2 separate regions of the Homo sapiens genome follow, and region 2 is linked to region 1. A link is a loop called in an ENCODE intact Hi-C map of the cell type or tissue named here. Cell type or tissue: psoas muscle. All regions are shown on one strand. Links, peaks and the distances in the headings refer to the core of each region. The heading gives the core; the rest is flanking DNA. Region 1 overlaps SCARB1 (scavenger receptor class B member 1). Region 2 has its middle 16 kb from the start of UBC.

Evidence for each region. A loop is a pair of places that touch in the nucleus more often than their neighbours do. Peaks named below come from ENCODE experiments on the same cell type or tissue, not always from the same donor. Only the 100,000 strongest peaks of a DNase experiment are listed, where the experiment ranks them.
Region 2: it touches region 1 in a loop (2.1-fold over the local background); 13 of 110 quality-filtered maps call a loop at or near these places.

Annotation. Positions count from the first base shown.
Region 1 is chr12:124,802,737-124,805,641 of GRCh38, forward strand. The region is part of intron 7 of SCARB1 (scavenger receptor class B member 1); the gene reads right to left. Among named protein-coding and RNA genes, the nearest start is that of SCARB1, 60 kb to the right of the region's middle. In psoas muscle, for the core only: no CTCF peak of the experiment used is centred there; a DNase peak (open chromatin) is centred at 1,585; H3K27ac peaks cover 609 bases.
Region 2 is chr12:124,897,296-124,900,200 of GRCh38, forward strand. No RefSeq gene overlaps it. Among named protein-coding and RNA genes, the nearest start is that of UBC, 16 kb to the right of the region's middle. In psoas muscle, for the core only: a CTCF peak has its summit at 1,371 (motif pointing left); a DNase peak (open chromatin) is centred at 1,336.

The DNA of each region.
Region 1 (2,905 bases), core at 167-2,666:
GCCCAGGATTGCCACCGATGATAATTAGTTGGCTCTGTGAGGCAAGTCGGATGCCCTCACGCAACAGGGAGGTTTGAGATGAGGGAGTTGTCTGAGTCCAACAGATTTCAAGGCCCAGAAAGGCAAAGGCATGGTACCTTTACTCTTTAGATAACATGCCACAGAAACACAGACATAGGTGCACCAAACGACACGTGTGCACCACGGTCACGGTCGAAAAACAGGAACTTGGATGCCTAGGAGCAATGGAAGGAGAAGATGGAGGTGGCACCCACGATGGAACACCACACAGCAACGGAGAGGAGGGGCTGCTACCACCCACAACGTCACGGACGAATTGCACCAGGGTGCTAAGGGGTGCACGGACCAGAAAAGGAGGAAAAGGAGTCTAGCATTATGGGTCCATTCACATGAAGATGCAAACCAGCTGAGCTCCGGGGCTGGATGTCAGGGCGGTGGGAGGACCGCGAGTGGCATCCAGGGCCTGTCCTGTCTGTTTCTCAGTCAGGGTGCTGGCCACGGGGTGCGTTGACTTTGTGAAGTTTCAAACTGCAGGTGTCAGCCAGGCGCAGCGGTTCATGCCTGTAATCCCAGCACTTTGGGCGGGAGGATCACTTGAGCCCAGGACTTCAAGACTAGCCTGGGCAATATGGTGAGACCCCGTCTCTTAAAAAAAATTTAAGAATTAGCTGGGCATGGTAGCAACCGCTTGTAGTCCCAGCTACTCAGGAGGCTGGGGTAAGAGGATCAATTGAGTGATGGAGGTCAGACTGCTGTGAGCCATGATGGCACCACTGCACTCCAGCCTGGGCGACAGTGATACCCTGTCTCAAAAAACAAAGCAAAAAACCCCAAAAACTGCATGAGTCATCTGGGAACTTCTTTGTATCTATGTATATTTTATTTAGAAGCAAAAACTAAGCCCGGGCAAGACGGCACAACCCCACCTCTACAAAAAAAAAAAAAAAAAAAAAAAAAATTGAAATAAGATAAAATAAATTAGCCAGGTATGGTGGTGTGTACCTGTGCTCCCAGCTACCTGGGAGGCTGAGGTGGGAGAATCATTTGTGCCCAGGAGGTCAAGGCTGCTGTGAGCTGTGATTGCACCACTGCACTTGAGCCTGGGCAACAGAGAAACCCTGTCTCAAAAATATAAATAAATATAAGAAAAAACTCTATTTAAATAAAGATTTTAAAATTCCTTTGCGCTTTTGAAATTCTTTTGGCAGATGTGCTAAGAGAAGGCGGGACACACCTCGTCCCACGCCCTTGGAGGGGATGGGCATGTCGTTTCTCCCCCTTCTCCTGGTACCTACACCCCCACTTTAAGCCTTCCCTACTTTCAGCCTTGTGCTTGGAGTGGGGCCGGCCCACCCAGGAGCCATCTGAGCATGTGACACAAGCCTGGCCAATCAGCATAGTCCACCTCGGCTACTGTGATTGGTTTACAGCTGGGCATGGGAGCCAGGCAGACCAATTAGAGCAAACCCTGGAACTTCTGCTGGAGTGAAGGAAACACAGGTGGCCCCCTTTCTGCAGGACTCGGAGCTGGGCGGAGGTGAGCCTGGAGCCTCCACAGGCAGCCAGGAGGGAGAGCCTGCTTGGCAGCAAAGCCAGTCCAGCAGAAAACTGAGCTGGGACTTGGCAGAGGCAGCTTCCAGACAACATCTAAGTTCTGGATTTGTGCCTAATGCAGAGATCTGCCCTGGAATTTTTCATTACGCAAACCAAGAAGTGCCCTTTTGGCCTAAATCAGGTGGAGTCCAGCATCTGCCACTTGCGACAGTTGCTGTAGCACACCTATTGGGTGTGTAACATCCTCAACCTTAGGAGCAGAAATCCCCGCCGATACCAGCAAAGAATGAAGCAAGCAGAGGCCAATGCCCAGACGGGCCAGACAGGACCAGGAGACAGCAGCGGGCGTCCCAGGCCCCAGCTCCAAACCATTCATTCACAGGTTGTTCCATTCTGCCTGAAATAGGGGAAAGCATCCAATCTGTTGACAGCCCCTCCTCCTGACCCCTGTTGCAGACCAGTCCTTTAGAGTCGCCATTGCCAGCTGGAGGACGGGGCTTCAACCAAAAAGGCTCCCAGAAGGCAAGACACAGTCAAATAGAGGGCCGCTTCCGGTCCTACCAACCCTGTGACCTTGGTCGCATCCAGCATCAGGCCTCAATTTCCTAAGTACAGAACGCACTCACCATCCCTATATTCAAATACTGTATGAGTACCCATTACATGCGGGGCACAGTTCTAGAAGCTAAGAATAAAACCAACAAGAGGAGCTTGGGGCCCTGCCTACAGGGATGACAGTGAATGGAAGGGGCAATGAATAAAATCCACAGTCCATGAGTTCAGGGAGCAATGAGCACCAAGACAAGAAGAGGAAGACAAGAAGACCAAGACAAGAAGACAAGAAGAGGAAGCCATAGGGAGCAGCAGGTGGGAGAGGGGGCAACTTTAGAACAGGAAATCAGAGGAGGCCTCCCGGAGGAGGTGGCATTTGCATGCAGGCCAAAAGAAGGTGAGGGATGATCCACTCAGAAATCCAGACAAAGAGCTCTCCAAGCAGGGGAAGCAACCCATGCAAACCACAGTGCAAGGCACTGACCTTGGTATACTTTAGAAAAAGGGCGAAGGCATCAGGGCTGGAGAATAATGAACAGGGGACGTGTAGGGAGAAATGGAGTCAGAGAGGCTGGTGGGGCTGGATCCTTCAGAGAGGCCGGTAGGGGCTGGATCCTGCAGGGCCCAGGGCCATGGTGGGAGTTTGGACTTCACTATGAATGCAGACAGAGCTGCCAGACATTTTAAGAGGACGGCGGCCATCTGCATATTTTTCGAGATGGGTCTTCCTCTGTTGCCCAGGCTGGAGTGCAGTGGGGTGATCACAGCTCACTGCAGC
Region 2 (2,905 bases), core at 319-2,818, 95 kb after region 1:
TCCTAGGCATACATCCAAGAGAACTGAAGACAGGCACTCAAACAAACACCTGTTTATGCATGTTCATAGCAGCAGTATTCATAACAGCAAAAAGCAAAAATACACATCACATAATACTCATTCACTTTTAACCATTTAAAAAACTATTTGGGAGACAACTCAAATACCCATCAATGGATGACAAAATGTGGCCTGTCCATACCACGGAATATGATTCAGCCATAAAAAGAAATGAAATATTGGCTGGCCATGGTGGCTTATACCTCTAATTTCAGCACTTTGGGAGTCTGAGGCAGGAGGATCACTTGAGGTCAAGAGTTAGAGACCAGCCTGGCCAACATAGAGAGACCCCATCTCAAAAAAAAAATTTTTTTTTAACACTGATACATACTACATCATGGATGAACCTCGAAAACCTGCTGCTAAGTGAGAGAAGTCAGGGCCAGGCACAATGGCTCACGCCTGTAATCCCAGCACTTTGAGAGGCTGAGGTGGGCAGATCACCTGAGGTCAGGAGTTCAAGACCATCCTGGCCAACATGGCAAAACCCCGTCTCTACTAAAAGTACAAACAAATTAACTACGCATAGTGGCAGGCGCCTGTAGTCCCAGCTACTTGGGAGGCTGAGGCAGGAGAATCACTTGAACCCGGGAGGCGGAGGCTGCAGTAAGCTGAGATCACACCACTGCACTCCAGCCTGGGAGACAGAGCAAGACTCTGTCTCAAAAAAAAAAAAAGTGAGAGAAGCCAGATACAAAAGGCCACACAGTGCAAGATTCTATTTATAGGAAATCTCCAGAGTAAGCATATCCATAGACAGAACACAGAGGGGCTCACGCCTGTTATCTCAGCGCTTTGGAAGGCTGAGGCAGGAGGATTGTTTGAGGCCAGAAATTTGAGGCTGCAGTGAGCTATGATTGCACCACTACACTCCAGCCCAGATGGCAGATCAAGACCCTGTCTGAAAAAAAAAAGAAAAAGAGACAGAAAACAGATTGGTGTTCACCAGGGACTGGGGAGAGGGAGAAATAGGAGGTGACTACTAATGGGTACAGGGGTTTCCTTTGGGAATGAAGGAATGTTCTGGAACTAGATGGAGGAGGTGGTTGCATAACATTGTGAATGTCCTAAATGCCACTGAACTGTACACTCAAAATGGTTAAAATGGTGAATTTTTTTTTAATGGCGAGTTCTGTGTTATGAGTATTTTACCACAATTTTTAAAGGACGGAGGAGATGGAGGGGTGCGGAGATGGAGGGGTGCAGGGACGGTGTGGGGAACGGTGGCGCCACCTGCGGGTACCACGCTCCGTGCCCACTTCCTTTAGGTGATGCCAGCACCCGGCTAGGAGCGAGTCACCTCCCCACTCCCCCTTGTGGCTGCCTTATGTTTTTTGTGGTGGCCTTGGAGAGAACCGGGGTGCCAGGACAGCCTGCATACGCTTGAGAGATGCTCTGGCTTTTGGCCATGGACTCTCAATTTAGGTTCGGTAACATTTCACCAGGGCCCTTGCCAGCCCCTAACTCAGCGTGGTGCCCGTGAGCACGCACAGAAACCTCCCCACGCTGGGAGGGGGCAGTGCTCCACCATCTGGGAACATTTTAGAAGCCCCCCAAATGGAAGACTCAACAATTGTTTCCTGTTTCTGCCTGCTTTCTAAACATTTTTCCACGTCTTACCACCATGCACATAGTTTTTAACTATTTTATCCATTTGTGTGTGTGACACTAAGGGCATTCACATTGCTGTGCAGCCGTTGCCACCATTCATCTCCAGAACAGTTTCGTCTTCCCAGACTGAAACTCGGTCCCCATTTTCATCCTGCAAAACTACAACTCCATACCCATTAACCCATTTCCTGTTTAGAAAAAAAAAAGTGCAGTTTGCTGCCAGCACTCATTTAATTTTACATAAACACGCTCTTTGAGGCTGAAGCAAATGTGACTGATTTTCAATGTGAAAATAAAATATAAAAACTGTTCTTGGCTGGGCACAGTGGCTCATGCTTGTAATCACAGCACTTTGGGAGCCCGAGGCTGGTGGATTGCTTGAGGTCAGGAGTTCAAGACCAGCCTGACCAACGTGGTGAAACCCCATCTCTACTCAAAATACAAAAATTAGCCAGTTGTGGTGGCAGGCACCTGTAATCCCAGCTACTCGGAAGGCTAAGGCAGGAGAATCGCTTGAACCCGAGAGGTGGAGGTTGCAGTGAGCTGAGATCGTGCCACTGAATTCCAGCCTGGGTGACAGAGCAAAGAGCTGGGATTACAGGCGTGAGCCACTGTGCCTGGTCTACACTGGTGGACTTTTAGGGTTGTTTTTTAGGGTTGTTTTCTGATTTCGGCTGTGAGCATGGGCACACCATAATTCTTTTTTTTCTTTTTTTTTTTTTTCTTTTTGGAGACAGAGTCTTGCTCTGTCACTCAGACTGGAGTACAGTGGTGCGATCTCAGCTCACTGCAACCTCCGCCTCCCGGGTTCAAGTGATCCTCCTGCCCACCACCATGCATGCCACCATGCCCAGCTAATTTTTGTATTTTTAGTAGAGACGGGGTTTCACCATGTTGGGCAGACTGGTCTCAAACTCCTGACCTCGTGATCCACCCACCTCGGCCTCCCAAAGTGCTGGGATTACAGGTGTGAACCACTGCACCCGGCTATAATTATTTTCAATGTTACACGCTTCAGCTAAGTCACCAGGGTTGTCCCTCTGTGGCTGCATGAATCTTAGATTCCAGGAGCAAATCAGTCCATCAGCCACTGAGGTTGGGGCAAGTGAAAAAGGACAGCCCTGCTGGCCAGGTGCAGTAGCTCACACCTGTAATCCCAGCACTTTGGGAGGCCAAGGCAGCAGGATCACTTGAGCCCAGGAGTTCCAGACCAGCCCAAGCAACATAGCAAGAC